Linked DNA regions of Homo sapiens: region 1 is linked to region 2. The links are chromatin loops, found by intact Hi-C in ENCODE. Cell type or tissue: B cell. All regions are shown on one strand. Links, peaks and the distances in the headings refer to the core of each region. The heading gives the core; the rest is flanking DNA.

Region 1 (9,943 bases), core at 1,277-9,276, 130 kb before region 2:
AAATGTTTTATCTTGACGCTTTCTATTCTAAAGCCACAACAGGTTGCACACAGAAAAAAGCCGTTAAATGACACAGTGGCATAAAATGAAACCCTCCTCTAGGAACACCCTACTGAATGGAACACAGGAAGTTGACAGTATCAGGTCAGTCTTAGGCCATAAAGAAGTACTTTATTATCCTCATTGTTACTCTATTTTCCAAAACAGTGAACTAAATGCCCTATTTTTCCAATACATTAAAAAAGGCTTATATTCACCCACCTCTCTCAACACTAAATATTTGTTTCAAACTGAGATATGTCTTCTTCTCTGCTAAACATGGTTGTTAGAATAAGGAAATTGAAATGGTTGGTGGCAACAGCTCTCCTTCCAGGAATACCTGTCAAAATACTCATTTGTCAGTTTTAAGCTGTCTGGAAATCTGTTTTCCCAACAGGATTTTGCAAAGCAAAAACATTTCAAGTGGAAAAATATATTACAAAGTTGTCTTTCCCCAGAGAATAAAATAGATATTTTTGGTTGTTATTTTACAAATAAAGTTTTCCATTCAATTTAGAATAATGTAAAGAAATGTTAAGTATTACCTTAGAAACTGGAATTATGCTTTTCTTCCATTGCAGTTAAGAATTAACCTAAGTAAAAACCAAAGACTTACAGAATATTAGAGTTGGAAGAAATCTGGGAGATATCCAATTTTTAAAAAAACTGTTCTGGCTTATACAGTTAACTATTGAATAATAATAAAAGGAGGGAAATGAGATTTAAGAATTTTAAGGCTGGGCACGGTGGCTCACGTTTGTAATCCCAGCACTTTGGGAGGCCAAGGCGGGTGGATCACGAGGTCAGGAGTTCAAGACCAGCCTGGCCGATATGGTGAAACCCTTTCTCTACTAAAAATACAAAAATTAGCCGGGCGTGGTGGCGGGCACCTGTAATCCCAGCTACTCGAGAGGCTGAGGCAGGAGAGTCACTTGAAACCAAGAGGCAGAGGTTGCAGTGAGCTGAGATTACGCCACTGCACTCTAGCCTGCAAGAGACTCCATCTCAAAAAAAAAAAAAAAAAAAAAAAAAAGAATTTTAAGAGCAGAGGTAGTGAGATAAGTTCCCCAACAAATTACCCTAAGTTGGGTGTGTAGTATTTACTAAATATTAATTAATAAGAACATCACTTGAGGAGTTGGGTTCTTGATACATTAAGTCACGGAATTTTCAGAAGCCAGTTTTTTTGAAGGGAGAAAATAGGAGCTTTTTCAATATTACTCTCAAGCAAAATAATCTCCCTCCAACATAGTAGTGATTCGGCAATCCACACAAATCTACACAGGGAAAAACTTTTTTTCCTATCCCAAATAGGTGGATGGCTAACATTAAACAATATTGACATATATGAAGTCATCTTAAGATTAATATCAAGGAAAACATGATACAATACTAAGAAAAGACAAAAGCAGAGGTCTGGCACTCTGCAGATTCTCCAGGTTTACACACCTTTTGATTCAAAAAGAACCAAAACCATTTCTTATATATTATTTTAATCAGACTATACTTTCAACATTTTACAGATGAAATTATAATCACCTGAGCTTTTAAAAAATAAAAATTAGGCACAAATACACTTATTCATAATTGCGCTGGCAAACAGTTCTTATCAGATATTTAAATCTTTGTGAACAGACAGCCCCCTTCTTTTCCCATATGCCCCCAAGTCAAGCCTCATCTCTCTCCCTGTCACCCATAAAATCTCACTTTATGTTCCATTAACCAGGATCACATGAACTAACCTGAAAGAAAAAAACAGGAGTTCTCTGTCTATAGAATAATGTTGGCAAAATAAATTGACATATGCTTAACAAAAAGCACACAAAAAATAAGAGATACAATCAGGCAAATATTATATGTCATTCTTTCATTATTAACATAAAATTGTAACTCTACTTTTGCCAATTTTATCAAGACTCTCAAAATAAATGCCACACTTGATATATACATACAACAAGAATAAGAAAAAATAAATGAAAAATGCATTTTCAAGGATATATTAAAGAAAATCACTCAGAGTTTTATGAAAAATAAGCAAACTAGCATTACAGTTATTACTCAACTTTGGAAAAATTACACAAATATAAGACGCTCTTGTTGGCAAATATTAAGAAAAAACATTTTCACAGAAATATCTTGAGTATATCTGGAAAGCAAAACATTTAAGATGTTAAGATATAAGATGTATTTATGATTTAAAATAATCTCTATATAATTATTCTGCACATCACGAGAATATTCAAGACTCTATTGAATTTCTCCCCAAACAATGAACATCTCTATATAGTAACTCTATTTTCAGTCTTTTGTCTAACACTAGCATTCACGAGAATCTGATCACAGAGCAAAATAAATTGGACACAGTACAAAAATTTCCTGAACTTTCTGACCAAAGTCATGTTTTATTATTTCTCAGATGTATTCTGCAGTTATGCTGATTTTATTCTTAGCAGTTGAATAATACCCAAAATAGTTCCAGTGCCACAATTATTTGTAATTTTCATGTTTTTTTAATTAGGTTTTTTTTTTTCTTTTTTGAGACTAGGGTCTCGCTCTTTCACCCATGCTGCAGTGTAGTGGCATGATCTTGGCTCATTGCAGCCTCAAACTCCCAGGCTCAAGTAATCCTCTCATATCAGCCTCTCAAGTAGCTGGGACTACAGGCACATGCCACCATGGCTAATTTCTGTATTTTTTGTAGAGATAGGGTTTTGTCATGTTGCCCACATTGGTCTCAAACTCCTGGACTCAAGTGATCCACCCACCCATGACTTAAGGATCACTTGAGCCTAGGAGCTCGAGGCTGCAGTGAGCTATGATCACACCACTGCACTCCAGCCTGCATGACAGAGCGAGACCCTGTCTCAAAAAAAAAAAAAAAAGAAGAAGAAGGGAAAGGGAAAAAGAAAGGAAGGGAAAAAATAACATTATTCATACTATTAAAAATATTTATAATTACAGTAGGATTTGGTAAAAACAATGTGCTAAAGCGTGTTTTTGTAGGCCCTTTTGGGTTTAGTTCATGAAATATCAAAAAGCTCTCACTGTCTTACTCATAATACAAAAATCTTGAAAATTGTGCTCTAATGAGGGGAAAGGATAGAAAAGAGTCAGACTGAAAAAATATCATCTTTGTTGGCTTTTTATTCTAAGAGCTCAGTTTTTTGTGGAAAAAGTTATAATACTTTAAAACAATGGTTTACTTATTAAATCTGTGAGATGTTAAAGAGCATAATCATAGCCCACATTTAAAAGAATGGGAACCTGAAAAACAGGCATGTTTGCCAGAAGGGTTTATCCTAAATAACAGAGTACATTCTGATTGTCACCATGATTAAGCTTTTTCAGAATATTTCAATTTAGGCTCAGTAAAAACTGTGGTCAGTATTTTTTTCCTTTTCATATTGAGAGTTGGGATGTTACTGGCACAAATCTCATGATGAAAGATGCAAGAAAAAATTCATTTATTTCATCATTTAACCAATACACATTGAGCGTCTATCACACAAAAGCACCACTCCAGGCTTTAAGGCCTGTCCAAAAGTAAAAATCAGATATGGAGCCTACCTTAGAGGAGCTTGATACCTGGTATCAGGTAACACACATGTATATAAATTACAGTTCACGAAAGAAAATAAGTGCCTAGGCGATCCTGAGAAAAAAAATATTAAGTGGGAGAGGTACCAAAGAAGGTAGATTATTCTACAATGGCAGATAAAGTAGACCTTAACTGATGGATTCGATTTGTATATAGAGATAAATTAAAAAGTTATTCCAAATATAGACAAGAGGGACACTGAAGCACAGACTGGGAAAACTGAAGTATACAGATGAAAGTGTATAGTACCTCACTTTGGCTAATGAGTAATTTATAGGAAAGCGGGTAGTGAGGCTAAAATTAAAGAAAGTCACCAGGTTGTGAAAAGCCTGAAAAGGAAACCTTTGTTAGCAGTTTTTAAAGCAATGGACTGACATCATCTGAACTCAGCTTTAGCAAGACTGATCTGAAAGTAGTAATTAACATGAATTGAAGTAGGACAGAGGCAGATACAGAGACATTCAGGAGGGAATAGCTTAAGAAAATGGTCATATAGCCTTGAAACAGTGAAAAACTGAACAGAAGGGGCAAAGGCGAGGGTTAACTTTAATGTGAAAGCAGCAAAATCTGGCAATCAGTTGCATATGGCAGGTAAAGGAGAAGGGGGGTCATGGATGTGTTCTTCTAATGGGCTAGAAATTCTCCGTAGGATTGCACTGCACTCCAGCCTGGGTAACAGAACAAGACTGTCTCTTAAAAAAAAAAAGAAAAGAAAAAGAAAAGAAATTCTTCCTAGAACTGAACTATTTTTGTGGCTAACTCATTACAAAGAATTCTTTGTGGCAGTATTGAGAGCTAATTTCAATACAAAAGAAAGGGGAAGGCCGGGGGCGGTGGCTCATGCCTGTAATCACAGCACTTTGGGAGGCCGAGGTGGGTGGATCACGAGGTCAGGAGATCGAGACCATCCTGGCTAATGCGGTGAAACCCCGTCTCTACTAAAAATACAAAAAATTAGCAGGGCATAGTGGCGGGCGCCCGTAGTCTTCATTTGTACCACCCTAATGAGCATATGGGGAACCACTGAAGAGTTTTAAGCAAGGTAGTTAACATGATTAGCAGTGAGAGACGGAAGAGGAGAGTGCTCTATCAGCCATTTGCTGACTCAAAAAGATTTAATGACTGTTGACATATAGGTGGGGCAGAAAGGTGGGTAAGAAAAAGAGTCCAGGAAAAATTCAGATTTCTAAGGTTGTCATTTGGATAAAAGTCACTCCAAGTAGAGAGACAGAAAGAGATGAGGGGGCCAGAGTAAAAGCAAGAAATTAATTTTGGGAAATGTGAAGTCTGAGGGGCCTGTGTGATATTCAGCTTCAGTCATAAATAGAGTTAGAGTTCCCAAGAAAGGCATCACCTGAAGAACTGAGAGTAACTGTTCTAAACGAAACACTGAGGTTCCCTAGAAAGAGAATGAAACTTAGGCTGTAACATGAAATGAGATGAAGGCTAAGAAAATAATTCCAGAAAATCCAGAAACTTTTCAACTTGTGAGTGTTCTGAGAATACACAAAACCATGAACTGAGGCACAAAATAAATAAATAAATAAATAAAGCATTGGCTCTCACTGCTGCCAACAGATGGTGCTAGAACTTACTTGAGAGTTTCACTTAGGAAGAATTTTGGATACCTATTCCATCCCAAGTAGCAGAGCTTCTGAATCAACATCTAAGTGTAGATGGGTAACAAAGCAGAGGTAGATGTTAACCAGGAAAGAACAGCACCACCACAGGAGCCAAAGGAAGAGAATATTCTTTTTATTTAAAAGAAGGCAAAAATCATTACAAACATACATTCATTCAGCAAATAGACGGGTCTACAAAGTACCAGAAACCCTAAATGGTAAAAATTCATAGTGAACGAGACACAGTTTATGTCCTCAAAGAGTTTACAGGTAAATGCTACAGCAAAATCAAGTAAAAACTAAACATTTTCCTTTTGGTTTAGCTTTTAGAAGATGGCAGATGACCTACAGACATAAGCTCAGCATCAGACCACAGTGGGCTCGCTGATGTAGGAGAAGTGAAGAGGAAACCATAGACATTAAGCTTCTCTTCAAGAATCTTAGGTGGAAACAAGACAGAAATAAGGCAGCAGCAAAAGGATGTTAAGAGACTATGTTCCATATATGCAGAATACCTCACCAAGACACACCTGAACTCCAAGAGCTTACTATATACACACTTGGACATAGGTACATATAAGAGAGAGAAGAATCACATTTTAAACTGACTCCATAATACATTTTGCAATAGAGGCCTGAATTATTAAAATTACATTCTAATGTTATTAATTGTGATTATTAATGGTTCTTTTACTATGCTCTGGTTTAAGTCAAGTTGAAAATTAGAAGGCAATCATGAAGCCACAAAATTTCAATCATCCTCAGAAGAAGGAGGAAATGAATGGGGATACCCTGGTATTAAACATATGCACAGGACCAAATTATGTGTTAAAGGGAGATAGATACATGAAATATTTTAGAACTGTGTTTATCAGCCCCTTCAAGAGACTATGGAGAGAGATTTAAGAAAAAAAAAAAGCATTGGGGATAAGAAGAGAGACATGATGCAGCAGAAGCAAGTAAGTATTCTAAGTACAAGTACTTATTAGAAAGAATAATGTGATATTAACAAGTCTAGCTGACATAGTCTGCATCAGTTTTATCATTCCAGCAAATAATCTCAGGACAACATTATTTTGACAGCATATGACATGAATCAAATGCATATCATAGGAAGAAGAAAGAAGTTCCTATCTGTGTCTAGTAAACAGAGTGACAAGGTGGCAATCAGGGGAAGTCAATGTCTGACCAAACAAAAGTAATTCACATTGGTAACTATAATTCTCTCTCATTTTTGCAGTAGCAATTTATAAAATTTATAATAAAGGCTAGAAATTTTTTGTGACTTTAATAAACATAATCAATTTCATGCATTCATAAATATTTGTTAAAATTTCTTTAACAGCCTCATCTTCTTTGGATAGTCGAGCAAATGTCACCAGAAGTGTACAAACTAATTTACTGCAGAAAAGCAGGAAAATAATTCCACCATCTTTTACCAATATATTCAAATACTACCTTTGAAAAAAATTCTTCAAAAATAACTAATTTTTAGCGTGTCATCAATTAAAAAAAAAAGATTCTCTGGTAATGGTTTGCTTGAGCCACGAATAAGAAGGAATAACCAAAATGAGGAACTAATGAATTTTTTCTTTTGGAAAAGAGGTGCCTGTATGCTACACCTCTTTTACAGATTTGATAAAACTGCAGAGATGAATTTATATATCTACCCCCCTCCTTCACCCCACCCCCCCTGCAACTTGCATACAGGCCTAGTGTTATTTAAGCAAACAGTAAACAGCTATTACTCTTCAGTTAGGTAGACAGAACTTGGAAAATTATTAGATCACAAGGTTGCCACAGGGACGCCAACCATCTGTCTAGTAAGTATGAATGACTTCTTCCTCCCTGTTATCCTGTATTCTACAATGCTCAATAGGCAAGGTAAGGGAAAGGTTACAGGTTTGTTATACATATACATATATATATATATACACATATAAATATATATGTACACATATAAAATATATATACATATATAAATATAAATATACATACATACATATAAAATATATATACACACATATATATATTTTAAACATATAAATATATAAATATATATATATATAAAAAATAGTGACCAAAATATTTGGTCCAAATTACCAACAGGGTGGGAAAACTCAGGGACTTTTATTCTTCCACAGCCAACAAAGTAATCAATGATTTGACAAATATTTATCTAAAGCCTTCTTTGTGCACAGAAATCTTTTTTTTAGTTCAGTGTATAATGGCCCAATCCATGCATGCTTAGTATTTAAAAGCAATTCTTGACCCTGCTACCAAACAATTAAGCTCCCTGCAGTGCAAATAAGGAAGTTTTTTGAAACAGATAGTTATGAATCTTTCATTCATAGTAGCTAACTAGAAACATATGAGCCAAACCCATTGTGAGTATCATTTCAGTGGTGTGTAATTTGAGAGGTGTGTTAGAATGCGCTTGGCCCCACTAAAGAAGGAGTCCACATTTTCCTTGCTTGCAAGTGAAATGCAAAAACAATTTTGCAACTTGGCAATTCATATGGCAGTCTTAAAGTTACCCACATTCAAAATTCAAGACAATAGAATTTTCCCCATCTCTAAGGTTTAACACTTTACGATCAGCCTAAGGTGTTACATATGAATTCATTTTATGAATAATGGCTTCTTCACTCCCAAAAGCTTGCAGGAAAAAATACTGAATACCGTATATAAAAATGACACAAACCACACTTGTCTGGTCTGATCTTAAATTGACCTTAATAGTTTAAAATCTTTCAAAGGGAGTACTGATATACTGTAATTTTCCCCAAAGCTCATAAATAGCCAACGTTCCTTTGTGGAATCATTGTAAAATACATGTAATTTGGAAATAGACTTATTTTATAAATCCACAGTACCAGTATATGTAGAAAAACAATACAAAATGTGAATATCATTACATTTGAATAGGAAAAAATGTGAATCTATATTAAGGAAAGAGGGCGAGAAAAGCAAAAAAGATTAGCCTTTATTTTCCAGATTTTTGAGCCCTTACCTAGAACCTGATGCTTCTGTTAAGTTTTTATGCTTCTTTTCATTTAGGTGTCTAACATCACGCAGTCCACAAGGATAAGAATGTTGTCTATCTTGTCAATTAGAGTATTCTCATTATTTAGTACTAGCACTTAATAGGCACTTATTTAATATTTCTTTATTGACAGATAAATTTCATTAACTGAAACAAAATTATTTTCTATTAGGTAAAGTTGTATATTCCAGGACTGTTAGATCAAGAAACTAGATTGGGTTACATTAAGCCAATGGGCCTGCTAATGATTTAGCAAAATTCCTATCTCATATATGCGTATCACAAGAAAGAACACTGGAAAAAGCTGAAATGAATCAAACCAGATCTGACACCACTACAACAAACAAAACTCACCTTCACATACAAAGGGCAGTTCCATATGTATTTTATTATATATTCAATATAAATTTGTGTACATATTTCTCTCCAGCAATTTTTCTTTTAAAAGAAATTTTTGCCCAAGTATTCTCCTTTCCAGTGATTGGTATGGTTGATATCAGTAACAGAAATAGCAAGAATAATTAGAAAGGGAGGAAGAAGCAGCTGAAATGATCATAGCTAGAAGCTTTTAAATGTAATTTTGGGGGGAAATAATACACTTCTGGCTGAACTAGTTTATCTAGCCTTAAAAGTTAAGCCATGTTCTCAAGTCAGCCCCTGCAAAGGAGCAATCCGGTACTCTTTTGGAAGAGAGAAAAAAACAGCTGGCTTAGGTGAGTGACCTACTCTAAAAACCTTCCCCTCAAGTTCACATGCACACTCTCAGGAACTAACACAGACCTAGATTGGCCTCTATGCATCAGCAAGCATTTGTTACACCTAATACCCAAAACCCAAATGATGCCCACGTTAGCCCAATAACGTCAATGTTAGCTAGAAATGTCTGGCTCAATCTCGCAAGAATAGGAATTTCCACATTCAGAACTGTCTTTTATTTTGCAGTTATTTATTGAATACTTATTCAATATACACTTAAATAATATATTGTTCCTTACAGCATATAATCAAAGTTCCCTAGATATAGCTTATGAAGAGCACAGTGTTAGTAAAAATGGCTGATGGGTTCTTGAGAATTTTAGCGTTTCCCCTTTTGCTACCGCCAAACTATTTTTATATCAGATTCTACCACCACTTGTTTTCCCAATCATTTTATCACTTTATCTATTAGTTTGGAATCTTATTGAAAATTTCATATTTCCCAGTAATGATAGTTTGATTTTATCAATGCCTTTGAAAACCATAAACATAACACAAAATGTATTTGCTAGCCATTGGATTAAATTATCCCATATTTTTAGGTCTTTTATCCTGTAGTCCAATGAGAGCTGATAAAATCATTCTTCAACTATTCTACTAACTGCCTGGCAGAGAGAAAAGATGAAAATAGCTAGAGATAACAGATATAGATGGAGGAAGGACATTGGAGGTAAGATGAAGTCACTTTTATATCTATTTTAAGATTCTTTACAATGCCATGGAGTAGCCTATATAAATTTTTTTTTTACATTATATAACTCAAGATATATTTTAATTCAAATTCTAAAATTCCCTACAGTGATAAGGGGTACTTACAAAGCAGAATGAAAAAAAACACACACACACACACAAAACAAAACAAAAAACCAACAGCATATGTTC
Region 2 (9,943 bases), core at 700-8,699:
ATCACTTGAACCTGCGAGGCAGAGGTTGCGGTGAGTCGAGATCGTGCCATTGCACTCTAGCCTGGGCGACAGAGCTAGACTGTCTCAAAAGAAAAACAAACTTAAAATTTGCAAAATATTTTACCTTAGAGCTTATATTTTAAATACATTTAATATTATGTGTGAAAAATGTTCTGAACATTAAAATTTAAGTTGCACCCAGGTCACATTTATCTGGAGCTATCTATTTACTAATACAGGTTGAGTATCCCTAACCTGAAAATCTGAAATTTGAAACGCTCTGAAATCTGAGACTTTGAGTGCCGACTTGATGCTTAAAGGAAATGCTCATTGGAGCATTTTGAATTTCCTATTTTCAGGTTAGGAATTCTCAGTTGGTAAGTGTCTAATGCAAATATTCCAAAATCCGAAAAAGTTTGAAATCCAACTTTTTTCTGGTCCCAAGTATTTTCAATTAAGGGATGCTCACCTTGTGTATACAGACAGCAAAATTCAGAAGAAAATTAAATTGCTGATACCTTATAAGCAGGTGTTTTTAACCTGGGTCTGTGGGCAGAATGGTTAAAGGGAGGGACCATGAAGCCTCTGAAATTCTATACAAAATCTTGTGTGCTGACACCTGATGTATATTTCTTTGGAAAGATGTGTAGCTATTACTAGATTCACAAAAACAGAGTGTAAGAACCACTATTTATAGCAATGCTGAAATTGACTAGATTAGAACTTGTCTTAATAATGTAGTTTTGCCAAATTGGGAAGTGTATGTAGGTATTAAAGTTGATTTTACTTACAAGCTATCATGCATAATTTGACATTGTATATAGAAACCCAGAATTTTTTTTAATCATCTGTAATTTGTGACTTGGAATGAATGTTGTTTTTCTGTAATTGTGATTGTTCTTTCGTTGGCTAATCTGCAGATGTAATTAGAATTTATAAACTTTTTTCTTACATGAGTAAACATCATATTTTTATCTTTATTTTGCAGACTTTGGGATCATGCTACTATGACAGAAGTGAAATCTCTAAATTTTAATATGTCTGTTAGTAGTATGGAATATATTCCTGAGGGAGAGATTTTGGTTATAACTTATGGACGATCTATTGCTTTTCATAGTGCAGTAAGGTATGTCCAAGAAATACTTTCATTTTCTTTTTTAGGTAACAAAAGACATTTTGGCTACTTAAAAATGGGAAGGTATTTACTTTTTTTAAAAGTAAAGAGGCCAGGAGTGGTGGCTTATGCCTATAATCGCAGTACCTTGGGAAGCTGAGGTGGGAGGATGGCTTGAGATCAGCCTGGGCAACACAGTGAGACCCCCATCTCTACAAAAAATAAAATTAGCTGGGTGTGGTGGCACACGCCTGTAGTCCAGCTGCTTGGGAGGCTGAGGTGAGTATTCTATTGCTGGAGCCTGGGAGGTTGAGGCTGCATTTTGCTGTGATCTTGACACTGCACTCCAGTCTGGATGACAAAGCAAAACCTCCTCTGAAAAAAAAAAAAAAAAAAAAGCAAAAACTACTGAAATGGTGCTGTCATTAATGTTTTTTACTATATAAAACCAGTGTGGGCTGGGCGTGGTGGCTCACGTCTGTAATCCTAGCACCTTGGGAGGCTGAGGTGGGCGGACCACTTGAGGTTAGGGGATTGAGACCAGCCTGGCCAACATGGTGAAACCCCGTCTCTAAAATAAAAATACAAAGAGAAGAAAAATTAGCTGGGTGTGGTGGTGAGTACCTGTAATCCCAGCTACTTGGGAGGCTGAGGCAGGAGAATTGCTTAATCCCAGGAGGTGGAGGTTGTTTTGAGCTGTGGTCACACCACTGCATTCCAGCCTGGGTAACAGAGTGAGACTCTGTCTCAAAAAAAACAAAAAACAAAAAAACAGTGTGATCTTGATTCTACTATTTATTTTCACCTTAAAGTTTTAGAGAAGGAATAATCTTATTTCTGTTCCTGAGTATTTGCAGACTTAATGAATTTTTTAAACAGATTTGAATTTTGCGACTTTAAATGTAGTAAATACTCTTGGAGAAAGACTGGAATATATAACATAATTGAAAAAAATGTACCCACAATATTATACCCATAGGTGCAAGAGTGATAATGGTAGTTATATTTTCTGCTAGTCCATTTTTCTATGTTATATATGTGGGTGTACAGTATTTGTGTTTTTTTTTTTAATTACTAGGACCATAATGAATACCATTTTGATTTGTTTAAAAATATTGTTAGCCATTTAAAACTTCTTTGAAAACATTTTTACTTGATACACTGTATTTGCATCATAGGTTGTACTAAATTATGGGTTAGTTTCCCTGTTTTAGCACCACGGTGAATGTTCTAGCACATCTCTGAGTGTTTCTTTACAGTAGATAGGATCCTGTAAGTAGAATTATCAGTTCAAAGGCTAGAAATGAGTTTAAAGTTCTTAGTTATACATGACACTTAATTGATTTCCATAAGGATTATACCACATTACACTTTGATATTTGACCAGTGTCTTAACCTTGTGTCTAAAGGGCTAACTGGGAGAAAGAAAAGGCGGTAAAATTGGAGGAGAGCAATTAAGCAATGTCAAGGAGTTTATACACATACAGTAAACTGATAGTAGTAGAATACTATGGCCTGGAGCCATCAATTGGTTTATTAATGCTCTTCACTCACTCCTGCAGTTAGGCAAATCCCATGTTGGTGGCAGAAATTTTCTGGACCATTGAATATTCTAGCATTTGAGCCAGCAAGTTGCTATGTAGTGATCCTGCATAAGTCATGACTAACTTTAATTAACATGCTTTAAAGTATATGATGATGGGAAGTATTTAGGAGCTGGGATACTATAATGTTTTGTATTGGAGGCCTTTCATGATTTTTAGGGTTAAACTGAAAAAGCTAATGTCCAAACTGTAATTGAATTTCAGATGAAGCTGTTATTATGCATTGATTTTTATTATATAACTATAGCCCCAAATTTTGTTAGTCTTTTACTGCCTTATAGTAGAAACTGTTTTCAGCAGTTTATATTTTATGACATAGAAAGTTTATCTTGCTGAGGAGCTTAAACCTTCAGCAATTAATAATAATATATAAATAATCCTTTATGTTAATTACCTACTGTGAAAACTTTTTCTGTTTACAAAGATAATATGTGGTTGTAGAAAAATGAAACAATACAGGTGAAGTTTATTTAAGAGCAAAAATCCCAGTGTATTATTCATACTGTTTTAATTAGCCAACACACTCATTTCCGGGAAGACATCCACTGCATAAACTGGATATCCCTCCATCAAGATGTCTTTGTATTGCTGAGATGAGCTCCACTTGGGCATAGTATCCATTTGATTTTTTTTTTTTTTTTTTTGCTAACAGCTTTTTTTACATCAGTGTTTATGTTTGAGTAAATGAGTATTTAATTGTTCCTTGGGTTTCAGAATTTAAGAACAGTTCAAATGTAACTCGTTATTTATACCATATTCAAGATTTGTAAATACTACTTAAATTTTTTTTCAGTTTGGACCCAATTAAATCCTTTGAAGCTCCTGCAACCATCAATTCTGCATCTCTTCATCCTGAGAAAGAATTTCTTGTTGCAGGCGGTGAAGATTTTAAACTTTATAAGTATGATTATAATAGTGGAGAAGAATTAGGTGAGTTGTCCCCTTACAGTGATGTGGTTACCTTTATCATATGTTAAGTCCCAGTAATTAACACCTCATTTATATATATATATATGTTACATATATATGTTGAAAGTAAATTTTTCAGCTAACTTAAGCTTGGTGCTTACAAGTGAAAAAGTAAAGGAGTTTTAACCATTTGGGTCAGATGCTTTTATAGATCTGTAAACAAAGTATGCAGAAATTTATCCTTTTAACTAAAGTTCATCATTATGCTGATGTTATGTATTATGGTACAGTGAGTTTTAGGCTTTATTGGCTGGGAGGGAGGGGGGAATCTTATGTCAAAGTCATATGCTAAACACATGCAAGGAGATCCGTTCTTTCTGAACTATGTTGTGGGTGTATAACCCCATCTACTTGGCCCGTCTTCCTTTTTGCCAACTTAGGAATTCCTAAGACTCCGTAAAGAACAGTGTGTGGGGGAAAAATCAGTATAGCATATTACAGGGATACCTTTAGGAATCTGAATTGGATAGTTATTTTTATCAGCTTTTTATTTATTCTGTTTTGGAGTTTGAGTTTTGCTTTCATTTTCATGATAACAGTCCTTAGTAAGGGAAAGGGAAAGGCATGGGGATTAATTTGAAGTTAATGTATATTTATCTGATGGACCAGGTATTTCACATAGTTACATGTGGTTCTCAGTATCTACTTTTAGCCTTTCCAAATAGTTTTTGCTTTTAGGTCAAAAATATGTTTAGTTTTTATAAATATATATTTTTATCTATAAGCTGTCTCTTCTTGTTCTTGTCTGTTTCTAGCTGCCCTGCTTTACCAAAGAACGAAGCTTGCTAGATTACACCCAAAGAACAAAAGACAATTTTACGTTTTGTTTCTTGGGGAACATTGATGCATCTGGGTTGCACAAATGGAACCTTGGTGATGGACCATGTAGAATCTATTTTAATTGCTTATGGTTCAGTTTTTATTACTTGAATACAAGTGATTTATAAATAAGATATTCTTTTCTGTTACTTTTATTTAATGCTAGTTTTCAAAGTTTTAGAATGTTTTTGGTTTCATATTTTATTCTTTTTCAAGATTGAGAGAACTGAATTATTTGCCCAAGATCTGAAGTCACAGTGAATACCAGATCTGCCTAGCCTTTCTCTTTCCAAAACCTTGTGTTCTTTGTACTCTTACAACTTTTCTATTCTCTGGTGGGACACAGATGGGAGACAGAATAGGAACATTGGTCTAGTAAAGGGCTTTGAGAACTAATAAGGTGATGAGGCATTAGAAAGTAAATGAGAAAGGTTCATACTTAAAGGTACTACTTGAATATAACAGTGCTCCTAATCTATACATTTTCTCATTAGGTTCCATGGATTAAAATATTTATGGATCATTGTTGATCTATATCTCACCTTTCTGTGTGACAGAATAATTAGTGGACTGTAGGAAATTAAGAGGCAAAGTGTGTAAAAGAGCTCCACCTGGTGGCTCTCTATAGTCATAATAAAAATTGATTCCCTGAGAAATAGGCAGTGAGTTTTAGGATATGGAAATTGGAGGTTGAACTGGTAAGACTTTAAATCTACTTTCTATAGAATTAATGGGGTTTTCATTTACCTCTTTTTCTCCATCCTTAATGAGACATGAAGCCTCATTTGCTTTTTTTAGAGGGACAGTTTGAAACTAGAATGTGTGCTAGATTTGGAAAGGAATAATCTTACAGAGAAAGGGTCAATGATATACCACTTTTGTGATGAGAAATTAATTAAGTACAGGTTTTAATGTTTGCCTTAAGAATTTTCCATCTCCCCAGTAACACAGACAGTATTTTTTTTTTTTAGCATATCAATATTTAACCTAATAGTTAAAATTATCTAATAGCCCTCTTCTTTTTCAGAATCCTACAAGGGACACTTTGGTCCTATTCACTGTGTGAGATTTAGTCCTGATGGAGAACTCTATGCCAGTGGTTCAGAAGATGGAACATTGAGACTATGGCAAACTGTGGTAGGAAAAACGTATGGCCTTTGGAAATGTGTGCTTCCTGGTAAGAATTTTTATTCAGAATAATAAAATTTTTAAAATGCATGATTTTATGTCATTTTTAATCATTAATTTTATTTCAGGGTTCCTGTTTTCTATAAATTTTAAATTATATATTATGGTTTAAGCAGCGAGAAGCCCAGGATTATAAATTGGCCAGAGAAAGGGTCATGTTCCTTTGTTTAAATTTTTTTTGGTATGGCTGGGCACGGTGGCTCACGCCTGTAATCCCAGCACTTTGGGAGGCTGAGGCGGGCGGATCACAGGGTCAGGAGTTCGAGACCAGCCTGGCCAACATGGTGAAACCCCATCTCTACTAAAAATACAAAAATTAGCCAGGTGTGGTGGTACATGCCTGTAATCCCAGCTACTCAGGAGGCTGAGGCACGAGAATTGCATGAACCCAGGAGCCATGCATTGAGCTGAGATCACGCCACTGCACTCCAGCCTGGGCAAGAGTGACTCAGTCTCAAAAAAAAAAAAAAGAAAAATTTGTTGTACAATCTAGTCTGTTCCTAAATTTTTATACTAGCACATTTTGTGGCTGGAATAGATCTAATTCAAAATTTGCTGGAAGGCAATATAAAGAATTTACAAGTAAATGTATCTAATCTCTGAATAGTATTACTCACTGATCCACACCAATAAAGATAGACATGTTCTTAATAAAAAATACCTAGTTACTAATCCCTAAGTAGTTGCAGTATGAACCTAAAAGTAATTTTAAAGAAAGACATACTATTTTTAGAATCACAGTTATTTAAAAAGGAGTTGTTTTTATTATATTTTGTAGCCATTTTCCTGGAATAGTCTTATGTTGCTCTTCTTGCTTATTGAACACTGGAAATTACTTTAATAGTGTAAGTCATATAATCGTCATTGCTTTTCTTTTTACAGAAGAAGATAGTGGTGAGCTGGCAAAGCCAAAGATTGGTTTTCCAGAGACAACAGAAGAGGAGCTAGGTAAATGCTATGGAATTGACTTTTGTAAGAGTCTTGGGGGATTTAAAATTGAACTGTAACAGAAGTTTTACTCATTGGCAGAAGAAATTTATTAAATATGAACATATTTAAATAATGGAAACTTTAAATATTTATGCATGTATATATACATATTTATAAGCTAAATATTTAAATACCTACTGCATAGTAGTAATAGGCACAGAGATGTAGTATGGACACAACCGATGTGGTTACTCTTTCAGAGCTAGAGTCTAACTTAGGAGACATGCCAAAACACAAATTATTGTAAGGGGGATTAAAAAAAGCTTCCTAGAGAAGTGACATTTAAACTGGGAACTAAGGATGAGCAGAAATGATTTAGGTGAGGTCATGAGAGGGGGTGTTGGTAGGGACAGGATGGAAAAGTTCATAGCAGGAAAACTATGTTAACTAAAAGTTCAGAACCAAAAAGGAGCATAGCATATGAGGAACTAAAAGAACTTCTCCATGCCTCCAGGTTAAAGAGCAAAGGCAAAGTGAAGCTGGAGAAGCTAGATCATCTGAGGGCCTCATTTGCTGTATTAGGACTTGGAGAGTTTTATACTAAGAGCAATGAGAAACCTTTGAATTTTAAGAAGAGGACTTTAAAAGATTGCCTTGGTAGTTCAAGACCAACCTGGCCAACATGGTGAAACCCTGTCTCTACTAAAAATACAAAAATTAGCCGGTCATGGTGGCAGATACCTGTAATCCCAGCTATTTAGGAGGCTGAAGCAGGAGAGTAGCTTGAACCCAGGAGGTAGAGGTTGCAGCGAGCCGAGATTGCGCCACTGCACTCCAGCTTGGGTGTCAGAGAGAGACTCTGTCTCAAAAAAAAAAAAAAAAAAAAGGTTGCCTTGGCTGTTGCACGTACAAAGAATTGGACTGGGAACAAGAGTGAACATAAACCAGTTAGGGGGCATTGTAGTCTAGATGAGTGATCATGTAGGTTTTGTTTTGTTTTGAGATGGAGTCTTGCTCTGTTGCCCAGGCTGGAGTGCAGTGGCATGATCTCGACTCACTGCAGCCTCCGCCTCTGGTTTCAAGCAATTCTCCTGCGTAAGCCTCCTGGGTAGTTGGGATTACAGGTGCACCACCACGCCTGGCTAATTTTTGTATTTTTAGTAGAGATGGGGTTTCACCATGTTGATCAGGCTGGTCTTGAACTCCTGACCTCATGATCTGCCCACCTCGGCCTCCCAAAGTGCTGGGATTACAGGCGTGAGCCACTGCACCCGGCCTATCATGTAGTTTTTAATAAGGGTATTGCAATGAGAACAGAAAAAGGTAGATGGAGTTGAGAGTCTTTTGTTAGACTTGTTAGAATTGTGAGATTGATGAGTGGGGGTATCATGAGGAAGAAATATGCAGATTGCTGCCATGAGAAACTGGGTATGATGATTTTGGGGGAGGTTGGGAAGGTGTTTACCATTTACCCAATAGAGTTTTCCTTAAATTTTTTATTGTTAAGCACCTTCTTGCTAAAACAATGTTGATGGTTAATGTTTTGCTTTAAATAGCACTAAATATTAGGATTTGAATCACTAAAAGAGAGGGCCAGATCCTTCGAAGACATGACTTTAATTCCGGGTTTGTTATATAGCTGGAGTCTTTGAAAATTTAGGCCAGAAAGGGACCCTTGGAGGTTGAGTTATGGTGTAAGAGAATCTAGTGGATAAAACACATGAACTCTTTCTTCTTTGCCTTTTCAATGACATGAGTCTAGTTGTTAGTGGCATGTGCAGTTGCTCTCTTCTTTCCCTTACCACAGTATGCTTTACAAACACTTTTTCATTCCTTCATTACACAGAAATGTAGATTTGCTTCTTTCTTTCATTAAGTTGACTAATGTGACTTTTTTTTTTTTTTTTTTTTTTTACTTATAGAAGAAATTGCTTCAGAGAATTCAGATTGCATCTTTCCTTCAGCTCCTGATGTTAAGGCCTGAGCGTCAATCATATGTGCAGTTAGTATACAACTGACTAAAACAAGCAAGCAGAGAAAAGCATCAGCCTTCCAGAGTTACTGTCTGCTTAAGGCAGAAACAGCAGTAAATAATGAGGAAAATGAATTAGCTCCAGTGCTGGAACAACTAACTAACTTGGTGTTACCTGTAAGTGAAAACTCAAGTGTCAGATGAAGGGAGGTGGAGTTATCCTCTTATAGTACAGTGGCCTGTTATCTTTTTAATGAATATATACAAGCCAACATCCAATTTCTATTATTACAATTAGGGTTCTTGTAGCTGTTTATGTTAATATGGAGAAGAAAACTATATTGGCTGATTTTTTCTGATCTTAAAGCAGAATGCCTTTTCTTTTTTTGCTTCAGTTGTAAAGAAGAGGGAATACATGATAAAGTAACTGGTTTGATTTCTCGTTCATTGTACACTGCCTCTGAACATCTAATTGTTTTTAGTTGTCTAAATAAAATGCCTCTAAAACAAAACAATGTTTGGTTTTTTTGGGGAAAAACTACTAATGTGAGTTTTATAAGTGGAAATAGCCAGAAGGTTTTTCTGTATCATAACCATAGCAAAAGGTAAGCCAATTAATCTGTAGTAAACATTATTTTATAATATTGAGATTCAGTTACTTGTCCTGAATTTTTGAAATTCTTATGTCCTTTACTAGTGTTTCATTTACCTTCTCTATTCCCAGATTGGATAGAAGTGCTTGACATGCCTTTTTAAACAATTATTTAAATAATACATGCTAGTTATAAGAAAAAAAAAATCAACTGAAATTTAGCAGTAAGCTGAAAGATCACTTAAAATCCTACCACTCCTCAAAAAACTATTAAAATCAAATGACCATGAATGCATGTTAGGGCATCTCTGTATGTATATACAGATAGATAGAATGGATTTTATAAAAATGGGATTACTATAGTCCTGCAGTGGTTTAAGAAGTATGGAATTTTACCTCATTCTTTAAATTTGGGTGGCATTCAGAAAGCCCTTCTAAAACCTTCTAATAAATTGGATCAGCTGAGTTTAGACTTGTAATTTATTTTTTAAAACAAAGAGGGCATATTAAATGAGTAATTTGGAAATACTTCAGATGAATAAATAACATCTCTGCAACTTCCTTTTTCTCCTGATCAGTCCTGTGAGTGACCCTTGATAACTTTTCTTAAAAGCAATATGAGTCAACCAAAGAATAAGATTAATTTTTGAGGATTTGTGATAACCAGAAGAAAGCACTGTAGGCTGTGACAACCTGTGAGGGCCGAGAGAAATACAGGGGAGCCAACTGGTGATCCATATTGGCTTTCATAGAGT

What was found. Peaks named below come from ENCODE experiments on the same cell type or tissue, not always from the same donor. Only the 100,000 strongest peaks of a DNase experiment are listed, where the experiment ranks them.
Region 1: it touches region 2 in a loop (26-fold over the local background); 11 of 110 quality-filtered maps call a loop at or near these places.

The regions. Positions count from the first base shown.
Region 1 is chr12:15,767,384-15,777,326 of GRCh38, forward strand. The region is part of intron 1 of EPS8 (EGFR pathway substrate 8, signaling adaptor); the gene reads right to left. Among named protein-coding and RNA genes, the nearest start is that of EPS8, 17 kb to the right of the region's middle. In B cell, for the core only: a CTCF peak has its summit at 5,197 (motif pointing right); a DNase peak (open chromatin) is centred at 5,218.
Region 2 is chr12:15,894,371-15,904,313 of GRCh38, forward strand. STRAP (serine/threonine kinase receptor associated protein) reads left to right here. Exons shown (of 10, transcript NM_007178.4): 6 at 989-1,126; 7 at 3,512-3,648; 8 at 5,534-5,683; 9 at 6,577-6,642; 10 at 8,547-9,108. The coding sequence ends at 8,608. Among named protein-coding and RNA genes, the nearest start is that of DERA, 12 kb to the right of the region's middle. In B cell, for the core only: CTCF peaks have their summits at 5,109 (motif pointing left) and 5,311; a DNase peak (open chromatin) is centred at 5,111; H3K27ac peaks cover 1,413 bases.